2 separate regions of the Homo sapiens genome follow, and region 1 is linked to region 2. A link is a loop called in an ENCODE intact Hi-C map of the cell type or tissue named here. Cell type or tissue: endothelial cell of umbilical vein. All regions are shown on one strand. Links, peaks and the distances in the headings refer to the core of each region. The heading gives the core; the rest is flanking DNA.

Evidence for each region. A loop is a pair of places that touch in the nucleus more often than their neighbours do. Peaks named below come from ENCODE experiments on the same cell type or tissue, not always from the same donor. Only the 100,000 strongest peaks of a DNase experiment are listed, where the experiment ranks them.
Region 1: a loop joins it to region 2, with 7 times the contacts of the local background. A loop is called at or near these places in 38 of 110 quality-filtered maps.

What each region holds. Positions count from the first base shown.
Region 1 is chr14:72,882,345-72,885,262 of GRCh38, reverse strand. The region is part of intron 1 of DPF3 (double PHD fingers 3); the gene reads left to right. Among named protein-coding and RNA genes, the nearest start is that of DPF3, 10 kb to the left of the region's middle. In endothelial cell of umbilical vein, for the core only: no CTCF peak of the experiment used is centred there; a DNase peak (open chromatin) is centred at 1,142; H3K27ac peaks cover 1,783 bases.
Region 2 is chr14:72,800,276-72,803,193 of GRCh38, reverse strand. The region is part of intron 1 of DPF3 (double PHD fingers 3); the gene reads left to right. Among named protein-coding and RNA genes, the nearest start is that of DPF3, 92 kb to the left of the region's middle. In endothelial cell of umbilical vein, for the core only: no CTCF peak of the experiment used is centred there; a DNase peak (open chromatin) is centred at 1,653; H3K27ac peaks cover 1,662 bases.

The sequences.
Region 1 (2,918 bases), core at 164-2,663, 82 kb before region 2:
TGCCTCTCCCTCTATTGGTAGTCCATTGCGTTCTGGGATAAACACACTGGGAACTAGGAACCCAGAGACTCAATTCTCCCATCCCCAGCCACAGGGATTGCCTTCCCCTCATATCCCCCTTCCTGTTTTTTTTTTTTGAGACGGAGTCTCGCTCTGTCGCCCAGGCTGGAGTGCAGTGTCGCGATCTCGGCTCACTGCAAGCTCCACCTCCCGGGTTCACGCCATTCCCCATTCCCCGGGCTCAGCCTCCCGAGTAGCTGGGACTGCAGGCGCCCGCCTTACGCCCGGCTAATATATATATATATATATATATATATATATAGTATTTTTAGTAGAGACGGGGTTTCACCGTGTTAGCCAGGACGGTCTCGATCTCCTGACCTCGTGATCCGCCCGCCTCGGCCTCCCAAAGTGCTGGGATTACAGGCGTGAGCCACCGTGCCCAGCCTATATCCCCCTTCCTTTGAGGGCAGGGACTCCTCGTGGGGGTCAGGGTTTGGGTTTGAGGCAGTTCCAGGGGCTGTAGCACTAGCAGTTACCTGGTGAGGCTTGGAGTGAAGGCTTCCTAGGTGGATGGAGATGTGATGTCTGACAACAGGAGGTGGGTGGAAGCACGGTGATGACAGGATAGCTTGGGGGGCAGGAGTTAGCAAGTCAGGCCTGTCCTTCCAAACAGCCAGGAGAGCTTGTGTCTCCCTTCTCCTCCCTTCCCCTTCCTCCAGCCTGGCTTCCCCGCAGCGGCCCACATGAAATAATGGATGTGGAAACATTTCAGAAGGTGGAAAGTGCAAATGTGAGGTGTTACTATGAGAACTAAAAGTTTCCTGTAGCTGATCATGGCCTCCTCAGGCAGTCAATAATACCTACTATATTAAACATTATTTTAAATATTAAAACAAAAATAAATGTTTCTGGCATTACCCATCACATCTAATCATTGTTTCTCAGGAAATGCAAGGTCTACTCATCCAGGCTGTGTAAATAGCCCTGGGATCTCAGTGGGATTTTCCTATTGTCTGGGTTTGAAATAAGTGAGAATGTGAGCTCAGGGGAAACCCTCATTTCATTTCCGGTCATAGCCCTGACCTGAGTTCACCCACCAAACCAGAGGAAGCAGAAGCGCGGTTGGTAGAGTGGGGTGCTCTTCTGGGAACTTGGGCCTTTGGTCCTTGCCTGGTCTCTGGCTCCTCCTTCAACTGAGATGACTGAGGGAGAGAGAAGAAGTGGAGGCGGGGCAGGGGCTTAGATCTGCTTGTGAATAAGGAGAGTGAGCTGTTGGCATTGGAGGTCAGTGGCAAGAATGGATTCTTTTTCTTTTTCTTTTTTTTTTTTTTTTGAGACAGAGTCTCACTCTGTCGCCTAGGCTGGAGTGCAGTGGCGTGATCTTGGCTCACTGCAACCTCTGCCTCCCACGTTCAAGTGATCTTGTACTTCAGACACAGGAGTAGCTGATATTAAAGGCACATGCCACCACACCCAGCTAATTTTTGTATTTTCAGTAGAGATCGGGTTTTATCATGTTGGCCAGGCTGGTCTCGATCTCCTGACCTCAAGTGATCTGCCCACCTGGGCCTCCCCACGTGCTGGGATTACAGGCGTAAGCCACCATGCCAGGCCAGATTCTTTATAGAAAAGTAGACCAGAGAGCATTGCGGTGGGGTCAGATCTCAGAGTTACATGCATGTCTTGGTTGCCAGCCTTGGAAGTGGTTCAGATTCAGTCTTGCTGCAAAGCTACAACTTTCTTTATTTTCTTTTCTCATATATTTTTTGGAGATAGGGTCTCACTCTCACCCAGGCTGGAGTGCAGTAGTGCGATCACTCTGTCACCCAGGCTGGAGTGCAGTGGTGCCATCACAGCTCACTGTGGCCTCAAACTCCTTGACTCAAGTGATCTCCCACCTCAGCTTCCCAAGTAGCTGGGACTACAGGTGCGTACTGCCACACTTAATTTTTAATTTTTTTATAGAGATGGGGGTCTCACTGTGCTGCCCAGGCTGGTCTTGAACTTCTGGCCTCAAGTGATCCTCTTACCTCAGCTTCCCAAAATGCTGGGATTGCAGGTGAAAACCACTGCACTTACTTGGCCCTGCAACTTTCCTTTACAAGAGCAAATGAAGCAAAAAACATCATCCCTACTCCTGCTGTCCTCAACCAGCAACTCTCGATACATCTTTGGCTGCCAGTTGAGCACAACGAGAACTCTCTCATCCTCTTTGGAGTTCCTTCATCCCACAACCAACATGGATTGCCTGCCTGCCCCTGAGAACTAATCAGCACAGCCACCTGACTCCCTCCCTACATCGAGGAGCTTCCACTCCAATAGAGACTTCTGATCTGTCTGTTTCTTCTCCTAGACCCTTGTTTTTTGGCAGGGCAAAGTAAGTGCTAGCAAACCAGGAGGCTGACTGCTGCCCTCGGCTTTTCCTAGGAAAACCACTATAGGTGAGGGGAGTGGGGAGAGGGGCGGCAACGCGGTGCTGGTGATAGGGGGAGGGCAGGGTGGATGGGGCAGTGGGAGGGGAGAGAATATATTCTCTCCTGCTAATTATTTTCCCTGAGGACTTAGCCAATGCAGAACCATCTATTATCGTGGGAGCGCTCTATGGTAGTTCTGCCTGTGATGAATGCTAAGTGGAAACAAGCAAGAAAAATTAACAGGCGGCTGCTTCTGTCCACCTAATTAAAATGCATATCCAAATGCATAATTCCTTATGTTTCCCCATGCACACACTCCCCTTCCAATCCCAGTTCTATGGAGGAGAAAAAAACACTTTCCCCCAATCATTTCTCTTGATTATATTTTCATCAAGGAAGAACTGGAGGGTTTCCCCTTAGAATAGAGAAGGGCCTGTTCTTCTAACACTTCTGAAATAGCTGGCTTTTGACTTAGATTGAGCCCCAAAATTTGGAGCTCTT
Region 2 (2,918 bases), core at 119-2,618:
ACTGGATGAGATTCTATGGACACAAACTTAGGAAGAGAGGAGGACTTTTCTATCCTTGGAAGGGGCCTGCTTCAGTTGTGCTGCCTAGGAAGGCACATGTTATACTAAAATATTATTTGTTCTCCATCTGACACTTGCATTTAACTGGGAGTCCTGTATTTTATCTGTCAATGTGACAAGGGGCGGGTAGGTGGAGAGGTGGGCACAGGTGGAGAGGTAGGCAGTGGGGCAGGGGCCCTGGACCTCCATGGGGGTGATGATGGCAGGATGTGGTCATTGAAGTGCTGAGGTTCTGAAGGGTGGCGTGATAGCTGCCCATGTCCAGGCTATCACATCGAGACAGGCTAGAAGGGAGATCAAAGATCTCTGCCATTCATGGTCTTTGGAGAATTCACCGTGAGGAATAGCACTCACATGAGCTAAGGGAAAAGAACAGTCTTTAGCCTTGCTTCCCATCCACTTTGTATCTGAAAATATACAAATGTATTCCCTTTGTGTATATTTAAAAAAGAATCCAAATTCTTTTCTCCTGGTAAGTTAAAACAAACATTTCCAGGGCTGGAAATCCATGTACTCAGGAACTATCAAAAATGTGTCAGTTCTGGGCTGTTGGGGGCATGTGCCTTGAGGTATGTGCTCACAGGAGGGGCTGGGGGCTCAGAAGCTTTGCTCCCACTCCCAGGAGCTAATTTTGAGCTTTGATATCTATGTGACTCTCAAGAGCATGCATGTGGGACCTGGCAGGCCCTTGGAGATTAGCCAGTCTGAGAGACAGGGACTCACAGCACTTAGGAGCTGTGTGAAGGGTTCTCTCTTGACAGATGAGCAAACTGGAGCCCAAAACACTTAGCGATGGGCTTCAGGGCCCCCGAGGCAACAGAACAGGGTGAGAACATGGGTCTCCTGACTCCAGGTTGTGTACAGTTCGCCATGACTCTGCACTCGCTGGTCCTGTGGCCTCTCTCAAATATAAGCATGTTGAGGGCAGAAACCAGGAGTCCCATTTGTCTCGTAGTGTTCAGGTGGTGGGGGTAGGGGGAGCTGTGATGGCCCTGCACACCCAGCTGTCCCTGTGTGAGCATTTGCTTGCTCTTGTCACTCACATGGTGCCACTTGTTGGTGCCACTCTCTTTGCTACTCAGCAGGAATTTGTTTTCCATGGCTTATCCCATGCCTTTGTTTTCTTGGCTCTGAGTCACCCCAAAGGTGGATGCCTGGCAGGGGTGGTATCAATCCCCAAGGATAAGTCCCTAAGAATCTAGTTCTTCCTACCTCTTGGCAGCTAGCCTTCTTTGATGTCCTTGGGGTGTTTTATGTGAAACTCTATTTTCTCCTACTGTCCTACACCTTCAGTCCCTGGCTGTAAGAGACATGAGATGAAAGGTCCTCCCGTGTTGTGTCTTGTGCCTTGTGTTCAGGACAGCATATCCAAGTGTGTATGGGCCTTGTCCAGGCACCATTTAGTATGGGGCTATTTTCCTGATCTGTCGCCACTGGACACCCATATCCTGAGCAAAGTGAGAGCTGAACCCACCTGGCTACAGTGTCACTCCTTGGCAGTCCCTGGAAGAATTCTTCCACTCAGAACTTTGTGATGACTTCACAAAGACAACAAAAGGAGGAAAGTGATTCATAGGGGCATGAACGATATGCAGTTTTCTAAGCAATTGCCTGAACTGTGAGCATATAAACCATGGTGAAGAGTGCACAGTGTGGTTCTGTATGACTCACCAGTTACCTCCTTGAGGTCATGATGATGCCTTCAGCCAGGTGGCTGAGGGACAGGCCTTGTCCTGGCTCGGACTCTGGTCTCTATTGCTGCTATGTTTTTATTTTTTTCTCAGTTCTTTGAGCCACTTAGTGTCCCTCACCAGCCATCCTGGGGTCCTCACATCCTTGTTTCAAGACCAGAGCCTCACGGATACATTTGTGGATATTGGCCTGCAATTCTTCCATGTCCAGACACCAAAACCCAGTGCCTGCATCCTCTGTAGCTTCTTCTGTTTCTGTGGCTGCCTGCCCAGATCCAAGTAGATGCTGGGGATTGAGCGAGACTGCCTTTTAGGGCCAGCTTTTCACAGCTACCTGTGAATGCCAGGACTGGCTTCTCTTTGTACTGCACTATTGGTAAGGTGGTGTTAACCACTGTGGCTTGAGAGGGAGGAGCACAACTACAGGGTGAGTGCTACCCAGAGAGTCATCTCCCGTTATTCCAGACACCCAAAACCATACAGAAGTAAGCCTATAGTTATCTCCTTTCCTATATTGTCAGATGGCCCCCTGACTGCAGTGGGCTGCCGTTTTAATTCTTTAGTTGTATCATGCCTATTTGTGTGTAGGTTCAACTTGCAACTACATAACTGCTTGCTTGTCTGCCTATCCATCTATGCATCCATCCCTGCATCCACCCATGCATCCACTCATGCATCCACCCATGCACCCATCCATGCATCCACCCATGCATCTATCCATCCATCCATTCCTCCATGCATCCGTCCATTCATGCATCCATCCATGCATCCGTTCATCCATGCATCCATCCATGCATCCATCTGTGCATCCATGCATCCATCTGTGCATGCATGCATTCATTCATGCACACATCCATCCATCCATGCATGCATGCATCCATGCATCCATACATCCATCTGTGCATCCATCCATCCATGCAACCATCCATCCATCCATGCATCCATCCATCCATCCAAGCATCCATGCATCCATGTGTCCATCCATCCATCCATGCATCCATGCATCCATCCATGTGTCCGTCCATCCATCCATCCATCCATCCATCCATCCATCCATCCATCCATTTATCTATTTATCCATCTAATAAGGGATGGTAAACTTATGTATTTAAAGGGACCAGGCAGGTAAAGTAAATGAGGAAATGGGCTTGACAAAGACAATAAGGA